2 separate regions of the Homo sapiens genome follow, and region 2 is linked to region 1. The links are chromatin contacts, found by Hi-C in ENCODE. All regions are on one chromosome and are shown on one strand. The core of a region is the stretch at or near the end of the contact, and the rest is flanking DNA. Distances in the headings are between cores, read along the strand shown.

Region 1 (5,496 bases), core at 749-3,248:
TGCTTATTGGTTTGCTTGCTTCTTGGGGTATATTTTACACACAGTAAAAAGCACCAATTGTAAAAATGCAGTTCAGTGAGTTTTGGCAAATGCAGACACCCGTATGACAACCAACCAGACCAAAATAAAACATGTTTCCATCATACCAGAGGGTTCCTGCAAGCCGCTGCTAATCATTTCCCACCCCCAAGAGTAACCACTGATCTTTTCCAGAACTTCTTATCATTGGAATCACACAACATACAGCCCAGCCAGATTGTATGTCACTGTGGCTCACGCCTGTAACCCCAACACTTTGGGAGGCCGAGGCAGGAGGATCAGTTGAGCCAGGAGTTTGAGACCAGCCTGGGTTGGGCAACATAGCAAGACCCCCATCTCTACAAAAAAATAAGTAATTAGCCTGGCATGGTGGTGCACACCTGCAGTCTTAGCTACTCAGGAAGCTGAGGCAGGAGGATCGCTGGAGCTTGGTAGGTCAAGGCTGCAGTGAGTTATGATGGCGCCACTGCACTCCAGCCTGGGTGACAGAGTGGGACCCTGTCTCTAAAAAGAAAAAAATATATAGCCTTTTGTGTCTAGCTTCTTTCAGTCAGCATGGTGTCTTTGAGATTCATCCATGTTGGCATGAGAATCAGTGCCTCACTCCTGTTTATTCAGAGTAATATTTCCTTGCACAGATGGACCACAGTTTATTTATCCATTCACCAGCTGATGGATATTTGGGTTGTTTTCAGTTTGGGGATCTTATGAACAAAGCTGCTGTACACATTTGTAGCAGTCTTTGTATGAACATCTGTTTTCATTCTCTTGGGGAGATACCTAAGAATGGGATTTCTGGCTTGGATGGGGAGTACATGGTGAGTACACGTCTAACTTTATAAGAAACTGCCCAACTGGTTTCCAAAGTGGCTGTATCATTTTGCATTCCCACCAGCAACATGTGAGTGTTCTAGCTTCTCCACATCCTCACCAGCACTGGGTGTTGTCAGTCTTTCTAATTCTAGTCCTGCTGGAGGGTGTGAAGTGGCATCTGACTGTGGCTTTAATTTGCATTTCCCTGATGGCTAATGACCTCAAGCATCTTTTGCAACAGCTTTCCTGGAACCTCCACCTGGAGGTTGAGCAGGCCCTGAGACCCAACTTGGCTGAACCCCAGCTCAGGACACTCCTCTTACCACCAGCCCTGCAACCTCCTTCCATGGCTTTCCCAGCCACCCCGTGGCACCCTCATCAGGATAGCTGCCCAAGTCAGAAACCTGAGATTTCAACCTCCTTTTTCCTCACTTCCAACCCATCAGCAACTCCTACCCTTTTCTTCCCAATTACCTCTCGATTCCACAACTTCTTTGCACCCTGCTCTAGTCCAGGTTCTCCTCATCCTCACACAGCCTCTTCCTCCTCCATGCGGCCACCCTGGCTCCTTCCAGCTGCCCCCACCTTGTCTGCTCCCCTAGTGCAAACTCCTGTGCCCATGATGCTCCCACTGCCTGGAACTTTCTTCCCTCTATCCCTTCCCTCCCAAGTCAATAACTCTGTGTCCTTCAAGTTTCAACCATGATTTTCCTGACCCATGCCCCCCAGCTCTGGCCCCATTGCTCCCAGCATCTCTCCTCTGGGCTCAGGGCCCAGCCATAATCTGACATAATCTGATCTTTTCCTGGGTGATTATTTGATCAATCTGTCCCCCTCTAGACCATGAGCCCCAAAGGGGTCTCGAACTCCTGGCCTCAAGTTATCCGCCCACCTTGGCCTTCCACAGTTCTGGGATTACAGGCCTGTCCTACTCACATGGCATCCCAGGGCCTCTCACAGTGCCTGGCACATTCCATAGTAATCGGTGGCTTGGTTGAGTGGCAAAGAGGGATGGGATCTGGGGAAAGAATTTGGGGAGCCCCTGCCAGATCAGCTGCTGGATGAACCACCCCCAGGGTGGCAGCCCCAGCCTGTAAGAGACAAGGGACCTGGAACAAACTGAGCCCATCATCCCCCGCCCCCCATTTCCTGTCTACCCTCCTTCCTTCCCTGCTGGCAGAGCTGAAGTCAGCACAGTGTGGTTTCCTAACCGTGCAACCGGCTGGAGCAAGTGGTTCAGCTTTCTGAACCTCGGTTTCCCTGGCAAGAAAATGGAACAATCATTGCACCCACATTATGAGGTTGAGTCCTAAATGAGATAATGCAGACAAACTGTTTGACAAGGCACTAGGTATGCAGTAAGTGCTCAGTAAAGGCCAGCTGCTTGCCCCCGGCCATCCCTCTTAGTCCTAGGCCCCAGCTCTGCTGTGTTGTGTTCTCTGCAATGAGAGGGCTGCGCTGTACTCGGTTACCCTCCCAAGGAACAGCGCCTTCCCTCAGCAGCCAGGAGCCACAGAGGGTGACTAATGGGGGACTTCCAGGCCCCAGGGCAGGTCAGCAGGGCTGAGGTTTTGGGGCGTGGGATTCCCCCAGAACCCCGCTGTGATCTCAAGGACAGCGTGACACAGTGGTAAGATCCTGGCTTTCAGGTCTGGGTTCCAATCTCAGATCCTCTTCATGACCTGGGGCAGGTGACTTCACCTAGCTCTCATCCTCAGTTTCATCTTCTGTAAAATGGGGAGAATACTAGAACCGTCTGTGAGAGCTGTTTGAGGGGATTCACGGGGATATTGCAGCTGTGTGTGTGTTCAGGATGTGTTTGCTGAATGGATGAGTGGGGTGATTCAGGCTGGTGGTCCTCAAGGGCATGGGAGGCCCAGGCAGGAGGGGAGGGCACAGGGGTGTGCAGGAGCCAGACTATATCTGCCCGTGAGAGCTAATCAACAAAATTTTCAGAATTTTGTGTCAGTTGTTTAATAAATTAAATTCTATTATATTAAAAGCCAAGGTCATCAGTACTCAAAACTCACCAATTCCTAATAATTGTACTACATTATCCGATGATCGATGCCCTTGTTACTAACACCTATTGTATCATCAACTATATAATGGTTGGTAGCTCAAAATCGGCTGTGGGAGTATTTACATGGAAGACATTGGCAAATGCTACAAATCAGGACTTTTTCCCATTGGAAGCCAGTTGTTAAACACTTAACAGCACGCCACTGGCTTTGGGGCTCCTTCCTGGCTAAATGATCTCCAAGTCTGGCCCAAGGGAAACGCAGGCTTCCACCTGCTCTAAGAGCTGGCGGCGGGCGCCCCCTGGTGGCCGCTTCAAGCACCCGGCTTCGCCCACCCTGAATGAAATCCCACACCTTGGAGAGAGAGAAAACTGTAAAGGGAAGGTGGCCCTCTTCCAACGCAAATGGAAATCTGTGGTTACACAGCATCCTCAGGAGCTGTCAGGAAATAGGGGAAAGCTCCCAGGAAGACGAGGTGACAAGATCCCTGGGGAACAACTCAGAGGTCCTTCAGCCTGAGTCCACAGCCCCCTGCTGTGGAGCCTTCAGCTCCCCTTCTCTGATTTTTCTGATCCCTCCCAAAGGGGAGGTAGACTCAGTCTCTCCTGACCCATCAGCCTGCCGACCCCGGGTGTTAACTGACCCAGCCCATGGCAGACACTCCCACCTTCTTCCATCAGCACCCCCAGGACACTTTGAACACACCTGCCTGTGTGTATCAGATTTGATCCTTCCAGAAGTTCAGGGGAGGAGACAGACACTGCATTTCCAATATGTGTGGGCCCTCTCCCCACTCCTCCCCGATGCTGTCCCATGGCCTTTCCCCCTGACGGCTCTTTCCTACCTTTCCCTTGTCTCTTTCCTCCAACCCCTCTCTCCCAAGCCACAGCCAACCCCTGCCAGACTCAACCTTCTCTGTGAACTCCCCTTTTCCGGGATAAACCATTGGGGGCAAGGAAAGAAGTCCTTCACTTCCAAAGAGGCCATTGAAGGTATTTTTTTTCTTTTTCCTTTTCTTTTCTTTTCTTTTTTTTTTTTTTTTTTTTTGAGACAGCTTTTCACTGCTGTTGCCAAGGCTGGAGTGCAATGGCATGACCTTGGCTCACTGCAACTTCTACCTCCCAGGCTCAAGTGATTCTCCCACTTCAGCCTCCTGAGTAGCTGGGACTACAGGCGCACATCACTGCACCTGGCTAATTTTTGTATTTTTTGTAGAGACGGGGTTTCACCATGTTGCCCAGGCTGATCTCAAATTCCTGAGCTCAAGCCGTCCTCCTGCCTCGGTCTCCCAAAGTGCTGGGATTACAGGCGTGAACCACCACACCCAGCCGGAGGTATTTTTCAAGAAGAAAAATAAAGACTATCCCCTGAGATGACTTTTATTCCTCTCCTAGAAGGTAGAACAGAGTCTGTTTAAGCGGCAGCTTCTTTCTCTCTCTATGGAAATGACTGGAAGGTATTTGGGAGCAGAAGAGCAAGAACTCTCCAAATCCTGGTTTTCTAATCTGACTGAAACTGCCTTTGCAAAAATTATAACTGAGGAAATGATGACAGTGGAAGAGACCAGACCGAACAGACTCCATCTTGCTTCTAGCCTTTAAGCTGTCCTTGTTCATTCCTTCCCCAAAGTTAGGCTGAACTAACTTTGGGAAATAATTCAGTTCGTGTTTTGACTCTGAAACAAAATTAATAATATCCCTTCCCCCCGAAAAGACCCCCTTCTTGCCTGGGGACCGATCTGCCTTTGCAGGACTAACAAATTAGCTACAAGATTCGAAATTATGGTTTAGGGGTCATGCAGCCTCTGGCTCCAAGAGTCTAAGCCTCCCCAAATTGCTCCTGTGGATAACATCAGTATTGTAAAACCTCAGAGCACTACGTGAGATATTTTGCAGACCCCGCACTGGATGGATCAGTTGACACCACCTAGGCTGGTATTCTGGCTCAACCAGTTCTGCCATCGCAGCCGGGAACAGAAGACATGAAGAAAACCTCACTGCAACCCCCTATGACTGTATCTCCAACCTGACCAATCAGCACTCCCAACTTCCCAAGTCCTTACCCGCCAAATTGTCGTTAAAAACTCTGATCCCCGTCTCCTGTACAGCCTGCTCTGCATGAATTACTCTGTCTCCCTTGCAATTCCCCTGTCTTGATAAATCGGCTCTGTCTAGGCAGCAGGCAAGGTGGATCCACTGGGCGGTGACCTGACCCCCACAAGGTAGTGTGAGTTTTGAATGGGATAATGCAAGTGTTGCTTAAATAGCAGGGCCAACCTGGTTTACTGGGGCTGAGTTTCACGGAATATGGGACTTTCAGTGCTAAAATCAAGAAAGTTCCGGGCAAACTGGGACGACTGGTCACCCTATGCTTAAAATCAGGCGTCAGCAAACTGACGGAGCTGAAATGAGCCTGCCGCCCGTTTGTAAATAAAGTTTTATTAGAACACAACCATGCGCATTCATTTATGGACATATTGTCAGTGGCTGCTTTTGTACTACAAGGACAGAGTTGAGTTGTTGCAACAGAGGCTATGGTGTTGCAACAGTTAAGGCCTACAGTATTCACTGTTTGGTCCTTTAAGAAAAAGTTTGGCAGCTTGAACTTTTCCACCATTTGACAG
Region 2 (5,627 bases), core at 1,594-4,093, 320 kb before region 1:
AGAGAGATCAGGACCCATGCCCAAGCATGCAGGCAGGGGCTGGAAGAGCTGGGATTTGAACCACATCTGCAAAGCCTGAGCTCTTAACTGTCACTCCACACTGCCCCTGAGACCATGATCTGCTCAGATTGATGACCATCACCAACCTTCCTTTTGGAAGAAATGACCAAGTTGACATTCCCTGTGCCAAACGGTGCAGGCACCAGGGATGAGGACATGGCCTTACTAGGGTCCCTTCCCAAAAGGAGCTCACAGGTATGAGACAAAGAGACAGTGTTGAGGCTGGGGCAAGACTAGAATGCCCCAAGAAGCCCAGAGGAGGGGCTGTTACCCAGCCTGGGAGTCTGAAGCTTCCTGGGGCCAATGGCATCTGAGTTGAGTTTTAAGGACAAGTATGAGTTAAGAAGGTGGAAGGCAGAGAAAGGAGGAAGGGCACGCCGGGCATCTCCCCATCTCTGACCTTCCCCTCCCTCATTGACAGTGGGCTGGGTGTGTGAGTCCCGAGAGGAGGTCGAGGAGGATCTGGGACTCAGGACTGAGTGCTTCGCACAGCATCTGCAGAGATGCAGCCTGAAGCAGATGACATCATGTCGGGCTCTCTGGCTGGGCTGGGAGCAGCTTGGGGTCAGAGGCCATGTTTTTTCATCTTAGAGCTGGGGCCAGGCTGGGCTGGCACAGAATGATGCTGACATCCTCTGGGCATGTCCCTCCTTCCACCCCTAACTCCTCATCCTTCCAGGAATTGAGTGGATTCGTGTCCCCTGTTGGTGCATCGCCCCCACCCCAAGACGCCTCTCTCTCTGGAAGCGTAAGGGAGGCACAAGTCACAGGTTTGCTTTGAGCCTCTGCTCTGTCCTAACACACATCCCTCCTGTCCTGAGCACATTTCTGCTACCAAACCAAGCGGAAGAGCAGACTCTTGGGCCCAGCCAGACTGCCTGCATCCACATCCTGGATCTGCAGGAACTCCCCTGTGACCTTGGGCAAGTCAGTTACCTTCTTTGCAACTCAGTTGTCTTATCTGTAAAATGGGCTTGATAATAATAGCTCCTGCCTCATAAGAAGATGGTTGTGAGGATTAAGTGCTTGGAACAGGTCCCCTTATGGGGTAAGCACTATATTGTTGTTATTGGCATTGTTATTATTTCTCAGGCTTCCACTCTTAACTCCCTTCTAAAATGGTCTTTGCCTGGGAAGGTGGGATGAGGCTAGGAAGCCAGAGGACCAGTGAGTTCCTGGCCACTTGTCTCTCCAGCTGTGGGATCAAGGGCAGGTCAGAAAGGGACACAGAGGCCAGGCACGGTGGCTCATGCCTGTAATCCCAGCACTTCAGGTGGCTGAGGTGGGAGGATTACTTGAGGCCAGGAGTTTGAGACCAGCCTGGGCAACATGGTGAAACCCGGTCTCTACTAAAAATACAAAAATTAGCCAGGCATGGCAACACGTGCCTGTAATCCCAGCTACTCAGGAGGCTGAGGCAGGGGAATTGCTTGAACCCAGGAGCGGAGGTTGCAGTGAGCCAAGATCAGGCCATTGCACTCCAGCCTGGACCACAGGGTGAGACTGTCTTCAAAAAAAAAAAAAGAGGGACACAGGTAAGGATTTTGCTTCTCTAAGCTCCAATGTCCTCTCCTCTCAAGTGGGGGTAAGAACACCTTCCTCGTGTTGTTGGGAGAATCATGTGAAATGACAATGAAGCCTTTGCCAATTGTGAATTATAAAGAGCTGTAAAATTCTAGTTACCCAAATTCCTTAAATCCTCCACAACCAGGAAGCTTATGAAAAAAATATGCGTCACTATATATACCGCTGACCCTTGAACAATACAGGTTTTAACTGCGTGGGTCCACTTATTTGTGAATTTTCTTCTGCCTCTGCCACCCCTGAGACAGCAAAACCAACCCCTCCTCTTCCTGTTCCTCAGCCTACTCAACATGAAAACAATGAGGATGAAGACCTTTGTGGTGACCCACTTCCACTTAATAAATAGTAAATATATTCTCTCTTCCTTATGATTTTCTTAATAACATTTTCTTTTTCTCTAGCTTACTTGATTGTATGAGTACAGAATATAATACATATAACATAAAAAAATACGTGTCAATTGGCTGCATATGTTATTAACAAGACTTCTGGTCAACAGGAGGCTGTCAGTAGTTAAATTTTGGGGGAGTCAAAAGTTATATGTGGATTTTTGACTGTACAGTGAGTTGGCTCCCCTAACCCCTGACTTGTTCAAGGGTCCAGTGTACATAATATGTACATACATATAGTTAACGTTTGCTTGATCTCTCACTGTATGTGCTTTGCAAGACTCCATAATAGCCCTGTAAAAATAACTCCTATTTGCAGATGAGAAAACTGAGGTTCAGAGAGGTGGATACACTTGCCTGAGGCCACACAGCAGGGAGCTCTGACTCCAGAATCTGACTTCCAAGGATCCCAAGTGAAAAGGCTGTTGGGTTCCTCCTGTTTCCCTGAGGGATTATCAGCTCTCATCCCAACCACTCTGACCTCCGTAAGCCTCAACCTTCAATCCTGATAGCCCAAACCTTTGTCACATTCCTGGTCCTGCCACAGAGCTGCCTTCTCTGAGCCACCTTCATAGATTTCCCTTCATCTCCTCCTCAAGGCCTCTGCAGTCAGTTACCACATGAAAATCACACCTGCAATGCTATGTAATTCCTAGTCAATGATGTTGCTCCCTGACTCCCTTGGGATACCCTTTATGAAGCTCTGTGCTCAGTGAGAAATACTCTGGAGGATTCAGGGTAAGGAACAATGTTGCTTCTCTTGAGGAACTGGGTTGCTTTCTCGTTCTTGATCATCCATGTTCTACAACTGATCACATTTCCCTTTTTGATGTGACCACAAGGAAGCTCAGAGTCATGTTTGTTGGTCAAAGGCACAAAAACCTCTAGTCTGCAGGTTTCTGCACTGGTTTTGCTTGGTCCTTATGTCTACATCGAATTATACTTTATATTGGTTTTACTTCCTTGTAATAACTAATAATTGATTGGGTGCACATAAGAGTCCAAACACTGTATCAAGCACTTTCATTGCATCAGCTCATGCATCTCCAACAACCTCCAGGAGTGGTACTGCTATCACTCCCATTGTAAAGGGAGGAAGTGATGCTAATGTCACAGAGTTCAGCCAGTGACAGATCCACATCTGGGTTTGCTCTGACTATGAGTCTTGCTCTTCACCACACTGCTTACTGGAAAGGAGAACACATTTACCGATGTCTGTTCACACCTTTCCTGATACACCAGGCCGTCCAGCTCCACCCTACAGGGACACCCTCCTTGTTGCTCCACTTTTCCTAGCCCCTCAGGGAATTTACCCTCCCAGTTTTCAGGACAATCTAGCTGAGGTCTGGGACACACACACGGGGGTTACTCACCAGAGACCACATCATTCATCACAGCCCATAGAGGCAGGCCGGCCTGACACCTGTCTGCCTCCCTTTCCACCCTCAGCTGCCCAGAGAACCCAGGGGAAGCCCATTCTCCAGGCCCAGCACCAAGATTCTGCCTGAGACCCTGAACTCACACTGGATTTGGCCCCAGGGCAAAAGCCACTCCGCTCTTATCCCCCTGAGTCAGAACTCCCTAAGCCAGTCATACTGGTCCATTCCCTGGGACGGTCCCAGGAGGGCTCCAGAAGGGAATGCCAGGGAGGAGATGGCAGCACAAGGTCCACGTGTGGGCGGCAGGAGACCTGCTGTGTCACCTGAACAAGCTGCTTCTCCTGTCAGGGCCTCAGATGTGCAATCTGCAAAATGAGGATGATAACAATACCCACCCCGCATGCTGTGCAGGACTAGAATAGCTAAAGTGACAGGAATTTGTGTTTGGAGTCAGGACTGGGCAGCAGACGGTCTGGAGAACACTTTGGGCTCTGGGATGCCCTGCATATGCCTGCACCAGGTGCTCCTCCCAGCTCATCAGTCTTGGCAAGAATGTCAGAGAAAGACCCAGAAGGTCAAGGCCCCAGAGGTCTGAGAGCTGTGCTTTGTGGGAGAGGCATGAACTGGAACAACTGAAACTTCTCTTGACCAACACATTTGCTAGGTGGCAGTCTCTAAAAATCAAAATCACTTTTTTTTCAGTGTAGGAGTTTCTACTCCCTTTTAAATTCCTTCCCTAAGTCAACCTCATCCCTAGCAACCAGGTTCAGGCATCCTTTCTAGGAAGCATCCCCTCTCCTTCCTGTAGTAAGTGGAAGGATGCCCTCTGCATTCCACCCCCTGCCCCCAAATGGTGCATCCACTAGAACCTGTCAGTGTTACTTTGTTTGGGAAAAGGGTCTTTGCAGCTGAGATTAAGGTAAGGATCTCATGATGAGATCATCCGGGATTAGAGTAGGCCCCAGATTGCAGTCACCGTATAAGAGGAAAAGCAGGGGGAAGATTTCACATGGACACAGAACAGAAGGCCATGTGGGGATGGAGGCAGAGATAGGAGGGATGCTGCCCCAAGCCAAAGAACATCTGGAGCCACCAGAAGCTGGCAGAGGCAAGGAAGTATCCTCCCCTGGAGCCTTCAGAGGGAGCACGACCCTTGATTTCAGAGTTCTGGCCTCCAGAACCATGAGAGAATAAATTCCTGTTGTTTTAAGCCACTCAGTTTGTGACAGTTTGTTATGGCAGCGCTGGAAAACAAATACACTCCCCATTCTGGCTCCTACAGCGTCCTGCTCACCCATGTGGGGCACATGGCATTTATGTGATTATTGCTGGCATATGCATCTGATTAGATAACAAGTTATCTGAGGACAAGAATTGGGTCTTATTCAGCTCCATTTCCTCAGACTGGAGCAGAATCCAGGCACCAGACAGGTCCTCTGGATATTGGGCTTTGTTCGGTTTCGTTTTGTTTCTCTTACACTATGGACCAGGGCGCCATGTGGCTTGAGCTTACTCACAGCATGGCAGCTTCAGGAGAGTGGGCTTGTTGCCTGGCAGCCCTGGGCTCCAGGAGCAGGTGCGCCAGGGAACACGGCCTTTTACAAGCTAACCTTGGGGGTTAGTGCTTAGAAATCACATTGGGGTCACTTCTGCCTTACTCCTTTTATAACTCTATTTTGAAATAATTACAGACTCACAAGCAATTGCAAAAGTAGTACAGAGAAGTTCCATGTACCTATCACCTAATTTCCCCAATAGTAATATCTTACGTAACTCTAGTGCATTACCCAGAATATTGTTTGATGAATGAATGAATGAATGAATGAATGAATGCTTGTTTTTCTGTCTCACTGGATCTGTCTGGATATTAGAAATAATAACAGTGACATTGTTGATGCCATAGAACATAGAACAACACAACAAAGGGATTAAGGGCCCAGGATATTGCTTCCCATCCATCAGGGCTGGACTATTGCTCCATGACCTGTGAGCTGTGCGACCCTGGGCACATTACTTAGCCCTCTCTACAGCCTCCATTTCAATATTGGTGCAATGGGGATAATCCAAGGACCCACCTCCTAGGGCTGTTGTGAGAATTGAATAAGTGGCATTGGTGAAGCATTTGCAGCACTGCCTAGCATAAGAAAGTTCACCATTAATCATTAATAAAGTACTTCCTTTGTGCTGGACAATGAGCCAAGGAGTTTATCCCATC

The links. A loop is a pair of places that touch in the nucleus more often than their neighbours do. Pooled maps may share reads with other maps.
Region 2: a pooled map shows a loop between it and region 1 (3-fold over the local background). The contact joins two enhancer-like sites. A Hi-C loop is called at or near these places in 1 of 37 single-sample maps with no recorded cell type and 3 of 50 pooled maps.

What each region holds. Positions count from the first base shown.
Region 1 is chr12:108,615,118-108,620,613 of GRCh38, forward strand. No RefSeq gene overlaps it. Among named protein-coding and RNA genes, the nearest start is that of SELPLG, 16 kb to the right of the region's middle. RefSeq lists enhancers at 2,175-2,634, 3,215-3,264. Within about 2 kb of position 1,999, at least 14 of the 41 ENCODE cell types and tissues checked have a DNase peak (open chromatin) inside an H3K27ac peak, as active enhancers do.
Region 2 is chr12:108,295,253-108,300,879 of GRCh38, forward strand. All of the region lies in intron 2 of CMKLR1 (chemerin chemokine-like receptor 1), which reads right to left. Among named protein-coding and RNA genes, the nearest start is that of CMKLR1, 41 kb to the right of the region's middle. Within about 2 kb of position 2,844, at least 3 of the 41 ENCODE cell types and tissues checked have a DNase peak (open chromatin) inside an H3K27ac peak, as active enhancers do.